Linked DNA regions of Homo sapiens: region 2 is linked to region 1. The links are chromatin contacts, found by Hi-C or POLR2A ChIA-PET in ENCODE. All regions are on one chromosome and are shown on one strand. Each heading gives the region's core, a stretch centred on a gene start or an enhancer-like site at or near the end of the contact. The rest is flanking DNA. Distances are from core to core; before and after follow the strand shown. Region 1 overlaps GMDS (GDP-mannose 4,6-dehydratase). Region 2 overlaps GMDS (GDP-mannose 4,6-dehydratase).

The links. Hi-C counts contacts between places; a loop is a spot of excess contacts on that map. ChIA-PET counts read pairs that join two places held with the same protein, here RNA polymerase II (POLR2A). Pooled maps may share reads with other maps.
Region 2: a loop to region 1 is called in a pooled map, with 5 times the contacts of the local background. The contact joins two enhancer-like sites. A Hi-C loop is called at or near these places in 2 of 168 maps with a recorded cell type or tissue (PC-3 and PC-9) and 4 of 50 pooled maps. POLR2A ChIA-PET finds 5 or more read pairs at or near these places in 1 of 52 experiments (GM12878).

Annotation. Positions count from the first base shown.
Region 1 is chr6:1,684,291-1,687,777 of GRCh38, reverse strand. All of the region lies in intron 9 of GMDS (GDP-mannose 4,6-dehydratase), which reads left to right. Among named protein-coding and RNA genes, the nearest start is that of FOXC1, 76 kb to the right of the region's middle. Within about 2 kb of position 1,542, at least 5 of the 41 ENCODE cell types and tissues checked have a DNase peak (open chromatin) inside an H3K27ac peak, as active enhancers do.
Region 2 is chr6:1,760,715-1,764,201 of GRCh38, reverse strand. All of the region lies in intron 7 of GMDS (GDP-mannose 4,6-dehydratase), which reads left to right. It overlaps LOC124901239 (a long non-coding RNA gene), which reads left to right. Exons shown (of 2, transcript XR_007059404.1): 1 at 1-3,487. Among named protein-coding and RNA genes, the nearest start is that of FOXC1, 150 kb to the right of the region's middle. Within about 2 kb of position 1,846, at least 2 of the 41 ENCODE cell types and tissues checked have a DNase peak (open chromatin) inside an H3K27ac peak, as active enhancers do.

The DNA.
Region 1 (3,487 bases), core at 293-2,792:
CCTCCCCCAGAAAGTTAGAGGGCAGGACTGCTCCCCACACTCTTTCAGTCTCTGCATCAGAGAAGCCTCCGTGGCTTCTCTGAACCCCCCTCACGTTCTTCACCTGCCTCTTTGTGTCTCTCCTCCCGCTAGAATGGAAGCTGCATGGCTAAGGGCCCTGTCCATTGTGCTGGCAACTCTCTCCCTAGTGTCAAGGACGGTGCCTGGAACACAGGAGAAGGACGGTGCCTGGAACACAGGAGCTTGCTGATGGCCTGCTGAGTGGAGGAGTTAGTATTGGCCCTGGAATCCAATGGGAAGCGTTCTGGGCTGAAATTCAGAACACCTGGGGCCTGAATGCAGCTCCTGACCTTGATACCTACCACCTGTCTGATCTTAGGCAAGACCTTGACCTAGAACATTGGCCTCATCCTCCTCCCCTGGAGGTTGGAGGCCTGCGCCACTTCCAGGTCTGAAACCCAACCAGCCCGTGAAGTGCGGGAGAGTCTAGGTAGCAGGTGCTGTTCACGTCCTTCCTGATGTTCAAGCCTTGGGGGTGTTGCTGTAGTTGAACAGGAGCTCTTTCGTTTCTGTTATGGGAGTTTTTTGTCAGTGAGAAGGTTCGTGAACCTTGAAGGGGTTACTGATGTAGGTAAGGACATCTCTGGGGCCTGACAAACGGGGTGGCGCCTCTTGTCCTGGAAAATATTATAGTTGTGATTTTGCCTAAAACTGAGGATGGAGTTCCAGTCCTACTTGTGATTTTAAACATTTGTATCTTCCTTTAAGTAAATATTATTTGGGATGCAGGAAATGAAGTTTTGGAATATTTCAACAGATGGCGCTGCTGGTAGCTATTATCTGACTATAAAAATTAAATTTAATCCTTACTAATTTCAGTAATTTCATTTAAAAAAATTGTATTGCCTCCAAGGATAACACATTAGTTTGTTTAGTCCTTTATCTTACCAGTACCTCAGAGTGAATGGTTTTAACCCTTTTATAAAGCATTGCCAGCCCTGCAACCTGGGCAGCTCAATTTCAGAAGTTGCTGCGTTAATGTACTGTGCACTGTGACTCAGTGCTGTCATAGAAAATGTGCCAAAATGCTTTACTCAGAGGGAAAGATGGTTTGCATATAAGTACATTCCATTATGGCTTATGCCATAAATACAAGCCAACCCGGGGGGGATCTATTTAGATCCTTTAAATAGATGCAAATATTTTCTTAAATGGTTATACAAAGACAAATACTGTGACTAATCAGTGGACACAGAGAAAGATGCGTGCTTGCTAGAGTCTAAGGAGAAAATGTTTTGCAGAGAATGATGGCCAAAGTGTCAGAGATCCCAGTGACACTCACTCATCAGCTTCCCCCCACACCCTCTCCAACCATTTCCAGTTGGTCTTCCAGCAAGACCATTTTAATTATGTAGCCATGCACTTGCTTCTGGGTGTGGTTTCCCTGATTGCATACTTAAGTGCAGATTACAAATATTTGGCAGGATTCCTTCCTCTGTGGGAACCAGACAAGTCATAACACCAACTGAACGCTCTACACTGTTGTGCGGGAAAGAGGCCGCGTCATCTCGGGTTTCAGAGTGCAGAGCAGGAGAAACTGGCTTCAGTTCTGCTCCTCTCTCACAGCCACATGCCCCCAGCCAGCAAAGGGTCTGTAATGAGGGCTACAGACTTCGCTTCTTCTGCCACCACTGTAACCAGACCCACGGCCAAAAAGAACCAGCCAGAAAGCCCAATGTGGAGCGACTTCTTGTCTCAGAAAATGACTCCACGGCCTGTGCTTTATGGCATGATCACCCAGAATGCTAGAGAGAAATTAAGATTCGGGCATGCACGTCTATGCCAAAGGAAGACTTCACCAGGGGATATTCAGGAATTCACTGATAAGCTTAAGAAGATTTTTGCAATTGTTAGCTCTTAAAATCATTTTTAATTAGTGAAGCAGAGAAATGCTGAGTGAAACAGCCATACTTTTCCCCAACTTGATTGGGAAAATCTCCATCCTGTGCCCCTCCATTCCTTCCCATCCTTCCTCTTCACTCCGTTTTTCCTGGTAAATGTTATGGCCACGTTCTGAGCAACCAACCTCCCTGTGCTCTGTGCGGCCAGCTTGGAACTGCAGGTGGGGGAGGATGGACACCCATTTCCTGTCTCCCAATCTGGGAATCCATGGGCATAAATCTGCAAACGCTGGCATAGTCATTGTTGGCATGAATGGAGACGAGGAATATATTGTCAGCAGGCCTTTGAATTTCATTTTCAGATTAAACAGTTTTTTTTAATTAAAAAAAAACCCTTACTAAAGTCGCTTAGCAAACAAAGAGCTATACTGTTTGCATCATTGAAAACAGAAGAGCAATAGCAGTGCCAGATACTCCTCTATTACTTTGTTTGTTTGTTGTTTTTTGTTTTTGAGATGGAGTCTCGCTCTGTCACCCAGGCTGGAGTGCAGTGGCGTGATCTCGGCTCCGGCCTCAGCCTCCCAAGTAGCTTGGATTACAGGCATGTACCACCACACTGGGCTAATTTTTTTGCTGTTTATAGTAGAGACGGGGGTCTCACCATGTTGACCAGGCTGATCTCGAACTCTTGACCTCAAGTGATCTGCCCACCTCGGCCTCCCAAAGTGCTAGGATTACAGGCATGAGCCACCGCACTCAGCCTCCTCTATTACTTTTTAATTCAAGTGTCTCAAGGTGCTTTACAAGTGTTAATTAAGTCTACCTTTTTTTTAAGGTGGGTAAGTAGTTAAAAAAAAAGGGGGGGGAGAGAGGGAGCAGTTTTGTGTCATAGTATTTGAAGGAGAAAAGCAACACTTAAGCCTGACATCATTGTGGCTTCAGTGGCAGGCACAGGTTGATAATTCTAAATGGCAACTAACAGGAAGAGGATGAATAATTTACTGTGTATATTTACTTGGTGCCAGGTGCTGGACTCGGTTTAACCCCCAGCTTTAATGAGGTATAATTTATTTAAAATAAAAATCACCCACTAAGGGTGTACATTTGATGAGTTTTGGCCATATACAGTTGTGTAACCATCACCACAGCCAAGACAGGACCATCTCCAGCCCCAGCAAAAAGCTCGCTCCTCCTGCTTTGTAGTCAGTCCTGCCCCCAACACCGCCCCTTTTCTGGTCACTGTAAGTTTAGAATGTTGTGTAAATGGAATCCTTCAGTATGTGTCTTTTGTGCTGGCCTTCCTTTACCTGGCACAATGTCATTGAGATTTACCATGTTCCCCGGTGTGTCTGTTCGTTCCTTTTCATTCATTTCATAGTCTTCGTTCGTGTGGATGCATTGCCGCACAGCCGTTCACCTGAAGCTCATTTGGGTTGTTTCCTTTGGGGATGATACGAATGTTGCTGCTGTGAACATTTGCATTCCTGGTTTGTGTGGACATGTGTTTTTATTGCTCTGGTTACATACGTTTGAGTGAGCCCACGGTTCATCTGGGAAGTATGTCTGTGGCCAGGCTCAGGCTGTTT
Region 2 (3,487 bases), core at 597-3,096, 76 kb before region 1:
CATCTTGTATGAATGTACATTTGTGATCACAGAAAGGCCTTCTCAGTTACCAGCACTGTTTTTACTGCTGGGAACAAAATCATTTCAAACAAACAGCTTTTTTTTTTCTTCGCTCCTTCACTCTTAACCCCCAGCCTCAGTAGCACTACGAGGAGATGTACCGGACAAGCAGCAGGCAGGCCTACAATGCCCGCTCTGTCTTTCCCCTGCAGACCCTCCAAACTAGCAGGGGTGCCTGCCAAGAGGGGGTGCCTCAGCTCCAGTGGATCGCAGCTTCAGCAAATGGCACTGCTCCCTCCAAGGGAGCCCTCCACCTGTGCCCCCAGTGTGGAGACAGGGAGCACTCTTCACTCTCAGGAGCGGATGTTCACTACTTTCACTAGTGGTCCTAGCAAAGTTTCAAACTGAGCTACTGAGTGGGAGACAGATTCGTACCAATGGAGAAACTGGTTCTTCCGCTTTCTAGATTTCATGCCACCATGATGACTGGGATGTCCCATTGTTCCCCCTGGGCAAACCGGAAATCCATTTTACTGTTAGAAATACTAGATCTTTAAAAAATCTGTTTATTCTGGAGTCAGTCACACACAGGGCAATCTATGTGAAAGAAAAGAGGAAGGAGCAGTTGCATAATTGTCATACCATCCATCATGTTCATTCTCACACTGACCATGGTTTTTAATGTCTGTCCACCTGCAGTCTGTGGCCTCGCCAGACAGTAAGGGCAGCGCCCTGGAAGTGGGGGATTTATCACTTGCCAGTAGGTTTACTCTTGGGGAGACGCTGGGGTTTTATCTCCATGCCCCTGGAGAATTGACTTACTGAATGCTTCCCTTGAAGACCTAAGTCACTGGTTCTTCAGCCCCTTTGCATAGTCCTCTCACTGAAATCAGAACTGAATTTGTTCTTTTTCATTTTTGGTTAAGAAGATGCACATTAGAAGACAGCTCAGAGCAATGGGGCTGACCTAGTGGGAAAAGACACTGGTTTCTTTTCACGTTTCTGGATGGCCCGTGGCCCACATCTGCCAGCATCTTCGCACGTGTCCACAGCACCAGTCAGCCTCACCCACCTTGTCTTTCCCTTTGCGATCTTAGAAAGAATTTGGTAGAAATGGGAACCGAAGATTGAGCAGAAAGTATAATTACCACATGTATTTACCAGCTCATTTTCAAGAGCAGTAAAAGTACACTAAACATTCTGCTTGTACATACACTAGCACTTTAAAACTACCAGCTTTCTAAAACATGGTTTTGATTTTTGGAGCAAACATTCAATTGCTATTCTTTGATATTATTGATTTATAAACAAAATGATCAGCATTCCCTAATGTCTCGAAGCAAAGAAATTAGGGTAACACATTTAAAATTTATCAGTTTGAAACTTTCTAAATACTCTTCCTTAATAATAACCACAATACACTGAAAATGTCAAGTTCTGTAAAAAATGAACAGGGACGCGAATGTGTCGGGCTTCATTTTGAAGACCCAGCGTGTTTCTCATCCTCCCCAGGAAGGGAAGGTTGAAATCATGAAGTTAACATCTGCCTTTTCGTAAACACCACCTCAAAGTGCTCTTTCTCTTAGGTTGGAGGCTGAAAGAAAGAAGCACAAATCTTCCCTGGGCCAAGAGTTTCATCATAAGCCCTGTGTGATCAATAAGTACATTGTGGTGGTTATTTCATAGCTGATTAACTTATATGTCTACAAGCCAACACTTGACTTGAAAGGCTGGTCGGGTTGCTCGCCGTGCGAGCATGGCCTTTACCAGCCTGCCCTGGCAGCCAGCTCTGGGACTGCTCACTCCTGACCACAACCCGGGTACAGCCCTGAAGTTTCGTCGTGAGTAACCCGTCAGCAGGAGCCCATGCCTCTCTGAAAGGGCATTTTGTCTTTTTTGGCAGTACCAAATGGCAGGATAATTAGTGTTAGGGAGGGAAAAAACAGAATTGAAAACCACATCCGATACCTGGTTATGGACTCTTCAACTTTGTGGAGGCAGAAAATGTGGTGGCTTTATTTTTCTTAATAAATGCAGACGGTTATAAGCAATTGAGCATTTAATGATGAGATGATGCTGAAAGGCATAACTTAATAAAAATTGCCTCTGTGTTTCTCACTTCATGGTTGAAACAGACTGTGCTTCTCGGCTTTTTCTGTAATCAGGTTTATATCAGATTGTCCTTTAATTCACGTTAAGATCTTACATCTTAGTACTTCCTCTTAGAGTTTTTGTATTCCTCCTTGCAAAGTCTCTGTTTCATTTTTAGGGAAAGGGTTTCCTATAGTTTTTTTTTCGTCTCCAGTGTTGCTTTTAATTTCACCAATTATGGAGTAAATAAATCATTGTGTACTTGGAAGAAAAATTGGCAGGAGAGCAGAATATGTTAAGGACTCTTGCTTTTCATTGTGAGCGAGATTTCCCAACTGGAGCGTCTCTGTTTTATTTTGCCTCTGGCTAACATCTGAAGATCAGTAATAAAGCTCTATGCAAATACTTTCATGTATTAAAAGAACAATATTTTGACACTCATTGACACAAGCAAAAAAAATACAACATTAAATTAGTGTTCAGGCAAACAATGAAGACATTGTTCATTCACATGAAATGCATGTGAAAAATGCTGTGTTATATTAACAGAAAAGCTTGCTCCTCAGAACTCGACCTTTAGCACTGGCGTAAATGACATTACTTATGGTGCTGTATAGTATTAGACAGGCTTTCTTGTTAACAGTCTTGAGCAGCCGTTGATAACTTGTCAGACTACTGAGAATTTTAGTCACCAAAAAATAAATGTTCATTCTCAGTACCTGATAATTTAAGTTTCTCACAGATTTTTTAAATTATCTTTTGGATATTTTAGAGTTTTCAAATACTCGATAAGTTAAATACTTTAAAAGTGTTAATTCATTGTAGGCTTTTTCTACTTGTTTTTCCAGATTTCATCTAGAATTAAGTAGACTTAATTTTTTAAAAACTCCCTTGATCATCTATAATGTGTTTTTAAAATAATTGAACTTCAAGGTACGCTCTTGATTTTTATTCTGAATCTTGGAGAACACAGGGGGCCTTTTGTTTAATTTTCAGTCATGTGGACAGGCCCTTCCATGGAAGGGGAGGTTTCTCTAGATGACTCTTTGCATGTATGTAGTAGAATTTCTTTCCTCCTTTATCACTACACTCAAATGTTACAGTTACAATCATTGTTTTCTTAAATACAACTGGCTTCCCTTTTCATCTGTGTTGATCCAGGACATTGCAGAGTCAGCATCTGGGAAATCATTATGCCAACAGACCATCCCAGTCCCGGGTGAGGTCAAGTTAGTAAGAGCAATTGGACCACCCGAAAGAACAAAGCTCAGATACTCCTCATAGTGGGACATTCTCAGATTAGCAAACAAAAATTAAAAGAAGAATGATTAAATCTAATTATATTCAGCATGTTTTTCAGAGTACTGAGTGGAAGAGTGACTTTTAACTTGACATC